3 separate regions of the Mus musculus genome follow, and regions 1 and 2 are each linked to region 3. A link is a loop called in an ENCODE intact Hi-C map of the cell type or tissue named here. Cell type or tissue: heart. All regions are shown on one strand. Region 1 overlaps Nav2 (neuron navigator 2). Region 2 overlaps Nav2 (neuron navigator 2). Region 3 has its middle 13 kb from the start of Gm2788.

Region 1 (2,500 bases), 380 kb after region 3:
GATAAGGGTGATGGCTAAGAGCCCTCTTCATTTATTTACACCCAAATGGTGAGAGAACATTGAAAAAAAAGAGTTAGGTGCTCAAGTTCACATAGCTAGGAAAGAACACTAAGGAGACTCACGCCTCCCACCACCACCACCATTGCTGCTTTGGAAGCCATGATGAGCCCCCTGCGCTGCTCAAATGCAGAAGGTGGGTCTTCCTCCATCAGTAACCTTGGCAACCTCCTTTCAGCCCCAGTTGCCTTATCTATACTATAGGATGTTGATAGCATATAACCTTATTGCAAGAATTGACATAGGATCTGGCTACTGCACAGTAAAGGGCCACTTTAGGGACAGAAGTCGTTTCACCATGGTTATTTCCCAGTTTTGGGACAACCAGGATGTGACTGAGGCTGTCCACAAGGACTTCTAGGAGCCCCACAGCCCTGTGTGACCTGGCAATCACATGATTGCCAGGCAATCTCATGGCTCCTGACTCTGCCTGGTGCATTCCAGGGATGCTACTAATACAGATGGCCCCCTCTTCCTTATCCTGGCCATCTTAGCCCTGCCCATCTCTAGGTAGCAGGAACAGATACTTTTGATACCGCTGTCCCAGACAGGAGAGCATTCTAGAAGCTAGCTGATCCTGCCTGAGCAATCCACACCTAGACTAGAAGCTGCAGTTTGGCTGGGCGGTGGTGGCAGAGGCAGGCGGATTTCTAAGTTTGAGGCCAGCCTGGTTTACAAAGTGAGTAACAGGACAGCCAGGGCTACACAGAGAAACCCTGTCTCGAAAAAAACCAAAAAAAAAAAAAGAAGAAGAAGAAGAAGAAGAAGAAGAAGAAGAAGAAGAAGAAGAAGAAGAAGAAGAAGAAGAAGAAGAAGAAGAAGAAGAAGAAGAAGAAGAAGAAGCAGCAGCAGCTGCAGTTTGAGTGGTACCTGGAGGGACTTCCTTGCACTCAGAAGACTGAGATGGGACAAGGGAAATGGAGGCTATCCTGGGCTACACAACAAGTTCCAGGACAGCCTGAGCTATAGTGAGGCCCCGTCTCTAAATAGAGAGAAGAGATGCAGCAGCAAGCAGCTCCAAAATGCAGAACCGGATAAGAAGGCAGACAGGCAGACAGGCTTGCCCTCCAGTTGCCTTGGCAGCTGTCCTAGAATGCTGTGGCTGCTATCGCCACCTGGTGGGCTCTTCCAGAAACACATGCACGGAGCCTTCTTTCATTAAAGCCAGTAAAGCTTGGATTTCGGAATGCTGGGAATTGAAAATCCAATTAGACTGTCTCATAGTTAAAGGGCAACACTGGGATCAGAGGGCTGAAGTTGTAGTCAGAGGTAGGGTGCTTGCTTAGTGTGTGTGGGGCCATCGGGTGCATCCTCAGTACCAAGTCCAGAGAATGAAGGGGTCAGGGGATGAGACCAAAGGGGAAAACAAGGTGCAGCAGGAAACATGCCTTGAGCAGAGTCACGTGACTTTTCTTCACCATCTCCGCCCAATTTTCAATATTAAATAAGTAACTGGGCCTCTGTATAAAGCCACTCTCCACGTGAGGCACCTGTGAAGGGCTTTGCAAGCTGCCAATGATAGCTCTGCTGTTGGGAGATGATGCCCGTCAGAGCTGCTGAAGTCAATGAGGTCAGTGCTTCCGGCAGTGAGAGTCAGGCTCTGTTCTGGAGGTCCCCACCACCCGAGCCCAGCAGGGAGGCTCGCACAGGAGTGGCAGTGGCTCCTCCCTCTGCTGCCCAGCATGCCTTTAGGAAAGCCAGGCACACGAGGCTTCACTCTGACTCTCTCCTCAGTCCCTCTAGCTTGCTCATTAAGGACCACCGCAGGTAGAGACTGTGCTGTGCCTGCATCCATCATTTCTAGGAATTGTGTCAGGATTTCTTTGAAGGACCAAATTCTGGGTCTGAACAAGAGGTGAGAATGCCCCCGCCGCCCCCCAACTCCTGCCCAGGAATGCCATGGTATTGGAAGCTAGACCTGCAGTGTTGGCCTTGCTGGTGGACAGAAGACCAGCATGTAGCAGTGGGCATATTTCCCAGTAGCTTCTTGCCATTCTCCTGCAGCAGCTGTTCAGACAGGTGCAGCCCCAGGAGCCTAGAGGGTCAGCCTGCCCCACCAGTCACAGCAGACTTCAGGCAAGCCAGGTCGCCTCATCCTCAGGGCCTGATGCTGAGCTTAGATCACAGGTACTGGGAATGTCTCCTGCCCAGCCACTGGCTGCAGGTGACATTGGTTTTCACTGTGTGTCTGCTGGACTGCACCCTGGAAGCCTGTCTGGAGGTATTCACAGAGATCAGCCCACTGCTTGTGAGGTTAGCCATGGAAGGGGAATTGGTAAATGGCATTACAGATGACATGAGTGAGTCATACAGAGGGTCAGACACTCAATGTGTGTGCATTGGGTTTTAATCCCAGACATCTGCTTCCAGGGCCTGCCTTTGTGCAGTCTTAATAGTGAAGGAGTTTCCAGGAAGAGACCTGAAAGGGGAAGACCTGGTGAAG
Region 2 (2,500 bases), 530 kb after region 3:
TCTTAAAGAGTTTGGAGTCTCTTTCTGCCCAGGAGAGCAGACACCAGGGAGAACTATGAAAGCCTCACACTCCAGCTTTTGTCCTTAACACTAGGATTAAACAAAAGCCAACCATCAAGGGGAACAAAATTATGTCTGGTGTGTTTTCTCTGGCTGTCTTTGGGGGCCATTTTCTTATCTGCTGCAGAATTCGGGAAAGCCCTGGGGAGAGGGGGCAGGAAAGCCCTTGGGTGTGTGTAAGGCTATGAATGGTGGCGCTTGGGCTCACCCTTTCTCATGGAAACAAGACGGTTGTGTGGCCAGGTTTGCCTTTTCTGCAATATGGACGTGCTACCAAATCAGCACACCAGCTTACGGTTTCGCTGAACGCTGTCCTTGCTTTGGGGAGCAGGAAGAATGAGAAGGAGGAAAGGAAACTGAGTCGGATGAGAAGACAAAATGCGAATTTGGTTTAGTCTGTGTTGGGGTGTGAGATGAGTGCCTGTTGTGCGTGTGATCTGCAGGTCATCAGTCCAGTGCTTCTCCTGCCCCTGTTTGTCAGGCAGAGAGCATCCCATGTACATGAGTTCTATTTCATTTTAAGCTTCATTAGCAGGGGAATACACTTAGGCATCTGGGTGCTCTCTTAGTCAGGGTTACCGCAGTTTGATCTGCAAGGCTAGGTTCATTCCATTTTAATATTCTTTAAAAACATTTTTTTCCTCCTAACTTGTGTATTTGACAGTATTCATCTACATTTAAAGATAAATTTATTTTGGAGTAAATGAAATGAACTCCTCTGTGGACATGGAAGGCCTGTCTTCACGTTGCAAGAGGGGAGAGGGGCAACTGAGCTGTGAACCTCTAGTCCAGCCACAGCTGGTACTTGGTGATGGGCATCTCATGAAGGCACTTGAGCCCTTCTCTGCAGAAGACAGACTCTCTAGGGCTGAAACCAACCTATCAGATAAGATGTTCTTTAGAACACCAGCCTGGTGTGGGAGGGATACAGCCTCTAGATGCAGTACGTGAAGGGTCGCAGCAAGAATATCCGTTTTAAGGTATTGGCGAAGGTAGCCTCAATTGTTGGTAAGCCTGTCTGTGACTGTTGTGCCTGTGTGAGTGGCCATGCTGAAGGATGTTGTGCACCGGGATCCCGAGGAGCTCCTGCTGGGTTTCAGCAGTGCCTATGCCTGTTTCTGTAGCTTAGAGGCTCTTTGAGCTTTGCGGATGATAACGCAGGCTCAAGCATCAGCGTCCGTAGCCTGCCTAATTCTTTGTAAGGTGATGCAGGTCCCTCTGTGTCCTGAGCCTGTTGCCTTGACTGTGATGGGAGAATCATAGTATTTTCCAGAAATGACAACTGGGTTGCAAGGCCCTCAGCCTATAGAGACTCAGCTTGGGAAAAGCGAGGCTTTGAGAGAGAGAGAAGAAAGAAAACAAAACAAAACAAAATTCACACAACCATCTTGCTTCAGTAGCCCACGACAGTGAGCCTCTGCTGCCCTCTGCTGTCTAAGTCTTGTGCTACATCTCATCTCTGTCTAGCATTCTTTTTTCTTAATTTAACTTTAAAAAAAATTTTTTTTTTGTCTTATAAATATGGGTATTTTTGCCTATGTGTATATCTGTGTGCAGATTGCGTCCCTCGATGCTGGCACAGGCCAGAACAGGGTATCAGAGCCCTTGGAACTAAATTACAGATGGTTGTGAAATGCCTTGTGGTGCTGAGAATCAAAACTGGGTCCTCTGGAAGAGCATTCAATGCTCTTAACCATTGAACTAAGGTACCCTGTTAGAAGTGTAAAGATGCTTCGATTGTCTAGATGTTCCCGTCCAGGCATAGGTTCCCTGCTTTCTTTCCTCCACTTGGGAGGGTGACTGTAGACCCAAGAACGGCTAAGTATGTTCAGTAAGGTCCTGGTGGCCTGGAGGAAAAATTCTGTCTGTAGTAACAAGGAACTGACTGAGGGCCTGAGCTAAGCCCCTCCTCCTCTCAGCTGTCACTCACCCCCCTCCCCCAGGTGAGTAGCTAGGTGAGCTGCTGAACTAAGCCCCTCCTCCTCTTAGCTGTCACTCACTCCCCCTGAGGTGGGCATTGAGCCGTGGGATTCAAGGAGAAGGATGAATCCTAAGGAAAGAGATCTTTGCTAGCAGGAGTGGATTTTTTACTAACTGGAAAGGTTTGCTAGATTTTATTTGTTTTTCGCGGGTGACTAATTTCAAATGAGACAAAGCAGTATGGTTAACAGCCCCACTCTTGATCATACACCCTTCATGTTCCGGGACATGTCTAAGGTCATTTGTGCAAAGTCTCTTCTGTATTAAGCATCAGAATAGTCACTGATAGTCTAGAGTGTAGAGAGAGGTGCCAGGCCTTGCCCTAGTGGGACTTACAGTCTGGTGAGAGAGACAAGTAAAAAATCAACCAATAGAGTCGGTACTTACTCCTCTGCAGAAACTTAGATGCCACACATAGATGTATGCTTCTGGGCTGGGGGGCCTCAAAGGTGAGACCCAC
Region 3 (2,500 bases):
GTGCACATATGGGGATCTCTCTCTGTAGCCTTTGCACGGGGTCAAGTCACACCCTAACATGATGTTTGCTTGGGGAAGTGGTGGCTATATCTTACTCAGAACCCCGCGCTTTATTTTACAAAGGATTTTCACGGTCATTTTCTTGTTAGGTCATCCCATGAAACTCCATGCCAGCCCTCCTCTGCCACATCATAGTGCCTTTATTCATATCACAGCCCCTGCTGGCAGGAGCTAAACGCAAAGCTGGAACCACACTTGTCAAGCAACGTCGATGGTGGACACGTTCAGATGGACACCGTCCGTCAGCTTGGCTGACAGTCCCGGTTCAGAACACCACTTTTCCTAACTTGAGGGCGGGGCATATGATGGGCCAGCTTACATCCCGGAGCACAGTGACCCTTTCAGAACTGACAACCAGCGCCGTCCATCACTTTCCCTCCGAGTGAGCCCAGGAGAGGCACCTACCTCTCCATGCTTCAGATATTGGGAAGGATCTGTGAAAGAAGCTGAAAGTGGGAGAAGGGCAGGAACCACCTGTCCAATTCCAGATGCCTGCTGGGAGCGTGGCTGGAGAGTTTGTACATTTGTCCCTGTTTCTTATGTTTAACATAGAGACTTCTTTGGGCAGCCTTGGGCTTGCCCCAGCCATTTGACTCTGGTACAGTCTCACACTGCTTTGTCATACCATGTCACAGCAGAAGGTCGAGATCAGTGGCAAGCACTCATTCCTCCAGGGAAACCTGTAAAACAGGAAGGGCAGGAATTATTCCCTTATTTTTCACAAGGAACAATAAGGAAAAAAGGAAAATAAGGCCTATCCATCTGTCCCTCCATCCGTCTGTCCACTCATCCATTCATCCATCTTGCTTTAACTCAGCTAAAATTTATTAGTGCACTCCCGTGTTCTAGGAACTGTGAAGTGAAAAGGGGAAAGGAGGTTTTGGAAAAGCTCCTGGGAGAGTATACAAATCCATACAGGAAAAGGGGCGACCATGGCTCCGGGTTTTTAGAAAGTTGGCATGTCATGGCAGGCTGTGGCCAGTAGGTGGCGCTCAGGTTTCCAGACGATCCAACCGTTTGTATAGTCCAAAGCTTTCATTTTCATATCCATTACTGTGTCTGAAATCAAATTCTAAGACATATTGAAAGACTATATTCAATTTTATTTTAATTCAACTTATTTGCTGTTAATTGTTCCATGCTTTTTAAAAAATGGACAAATTAAATCTGGTTGTGTTATGGCTTCCTGCTAAGTGAAAGGCATGGCCAAGGAAATTAGCCTCCTAAATACGTTAGCACCTCCAGTGAGTGGTATTACCAAATGCTGTGAGGAGCTAATGCTGTCTGGGAACGATCTGGAAGAATACACAAAAATGTCAGATATCAGCTCAGGGTGGAACTCCAGATGGTTTTATTTTTGATACTTGTCTGGTTTAGGGCAGAGAAAGAGCACTTTACTTTGCCTGTGTATTTGCTTGTGTGTCTATGTGCCCACATATGGACGTCTGGTGTCCACAGAGGGTAGAAAAGGGCATCAGATCCCCCAGAACTGGAGTTATACTGTTGTGAGCTGCTGTGTGAGAGCTGGGAATCGAGTTTGGGGGCGTCTGAAAGAGCAGCCAGTGCTTTTGAGCTCTGAGCCAGTGCTCCAGCCTTGCAAGTTAGTATCTTTATAAACAGAAGTGCTAAAATGACGAAATATGTGGGAAGTCATTTCTTGCTGGAATCCAGAGATACTCCCGTACCAAACAGTGTTCTGGACATGGGTCTAGTCATGATGGTGGGTTGGCTTGGGCCTAGCAGCACCAGAGCCCTTGACACGGGAATAGGGAGCAGCAGAGGACAGGTATACATACAGACTCACAAGTTTCTGTCCATCGCTCGCTAGTGGTCAGGGCTTGTCCACGTTCTCTGTCTATGTTTTGGGGCCTCACTCCTCAGCTGAGCTCTGCGGCAGATTTGTTGCTGTTTAGGTTTGGGTTTTTTTTGACGGGGTGGGGTATCTGTTCGTTTGTTTTGTTTGCAGTGACCCAGTTTTCTCATCTTAAAGTGGAGTTGCTAGAACTGGGGAAAAAGGGAAGAGAAGAAAAAGCTAAAGGCTCAGTTCCCTTTGGATTTCAGGGAAGCAATAGACTGCTTTCTCTGCACAGCTCAGAAGTCCAATTAGTCCCTTCCTTCCAGGTCCTGCTCCTCTGCATTTTCCTGGCAACCTCAGGAGCAGGTGTCATCCGCTTACATGACAGCAGAGCCATGTGAGAGTGTTTATGGGTGGAAATATGTGCAGGTGACAAGGAAGGTGTGGGAGACAAGGAGGACCAAGCCTGTGTATAGCTGAGCTGGGGACCTGCCAGTGGGAAGGAGCTTTGCCCATCTACCCAGGCACCCAGCTTGGCAGCTGAATGGAGAAGGAGATGCCCACCGCATCTGCTGGGGGACTGAATGGATTTGGTGTCTGGCATGGACCCTTTCCTGCACTGATCTCAGGCAAGCTTCTCCCTTT

Evidence for each region. Peaks named below come from ENCODE experiments on the same cell type or tissue, not always from the same donor. Only the 100,000 strongest peaks of a DNase experiment are listed, where the experiment ranks them.
Region 1: it touches region 3 in a loop (3-fold over the local background); 6 of 42 quality-filtered maps call a loop at or near these places.
Region 2: a loop joins it to region 3, with 2.4 times the contacts of the local background. A loop is called at or near these places in 3 of 42 quality-filtered maps.

What each region holds. Positions count from the first base shown.
Region 1 is chr7:49,271,513-49,274,012 of GRCm38, forward strand. All of the region lies in intron 1 of Nav2 (neuron navigator 2), which reads left to right. Among named protein-coding and RNA genes, the nearest start is that of Nav2, 27 kb to the left of the region's middle. In heart, a CTCF peak has its summit at 1,177 (motif pointing left); a DNase peak (open chromatin) is centred at 1,119; H3K4me3 peaks cover 374 bases.
Region 2 is chr7:49,424,777-49,427,276 of GRCm38, forward strand. The region is part of intron 6 of Nav2 (neuron navigator 2); the gene reads left to right. Among named protein-coding and RNA genes, the nearest start is that of Gm51447, 12 kb to the right of the region's middle. In heart, a CTCF peak has its summit at 1,496 (motif pointing left); no DNase peak of the experiment used is centred here.
Region 3 is chr7:48,893,304-48,895,803 of GRCm38, forward strand. No RefSeq gene overlaps it. Among named protein-coding and RNA genes, the nearest start is that of Gm2788, 13 kb to the left of the region's middle. In heart, a CTCF peak has its summit at 1,038 (motif pointing right); a DNase peak (open chromatin) is centred at 2,366; H3K27ac peaks cover 2,165 bases.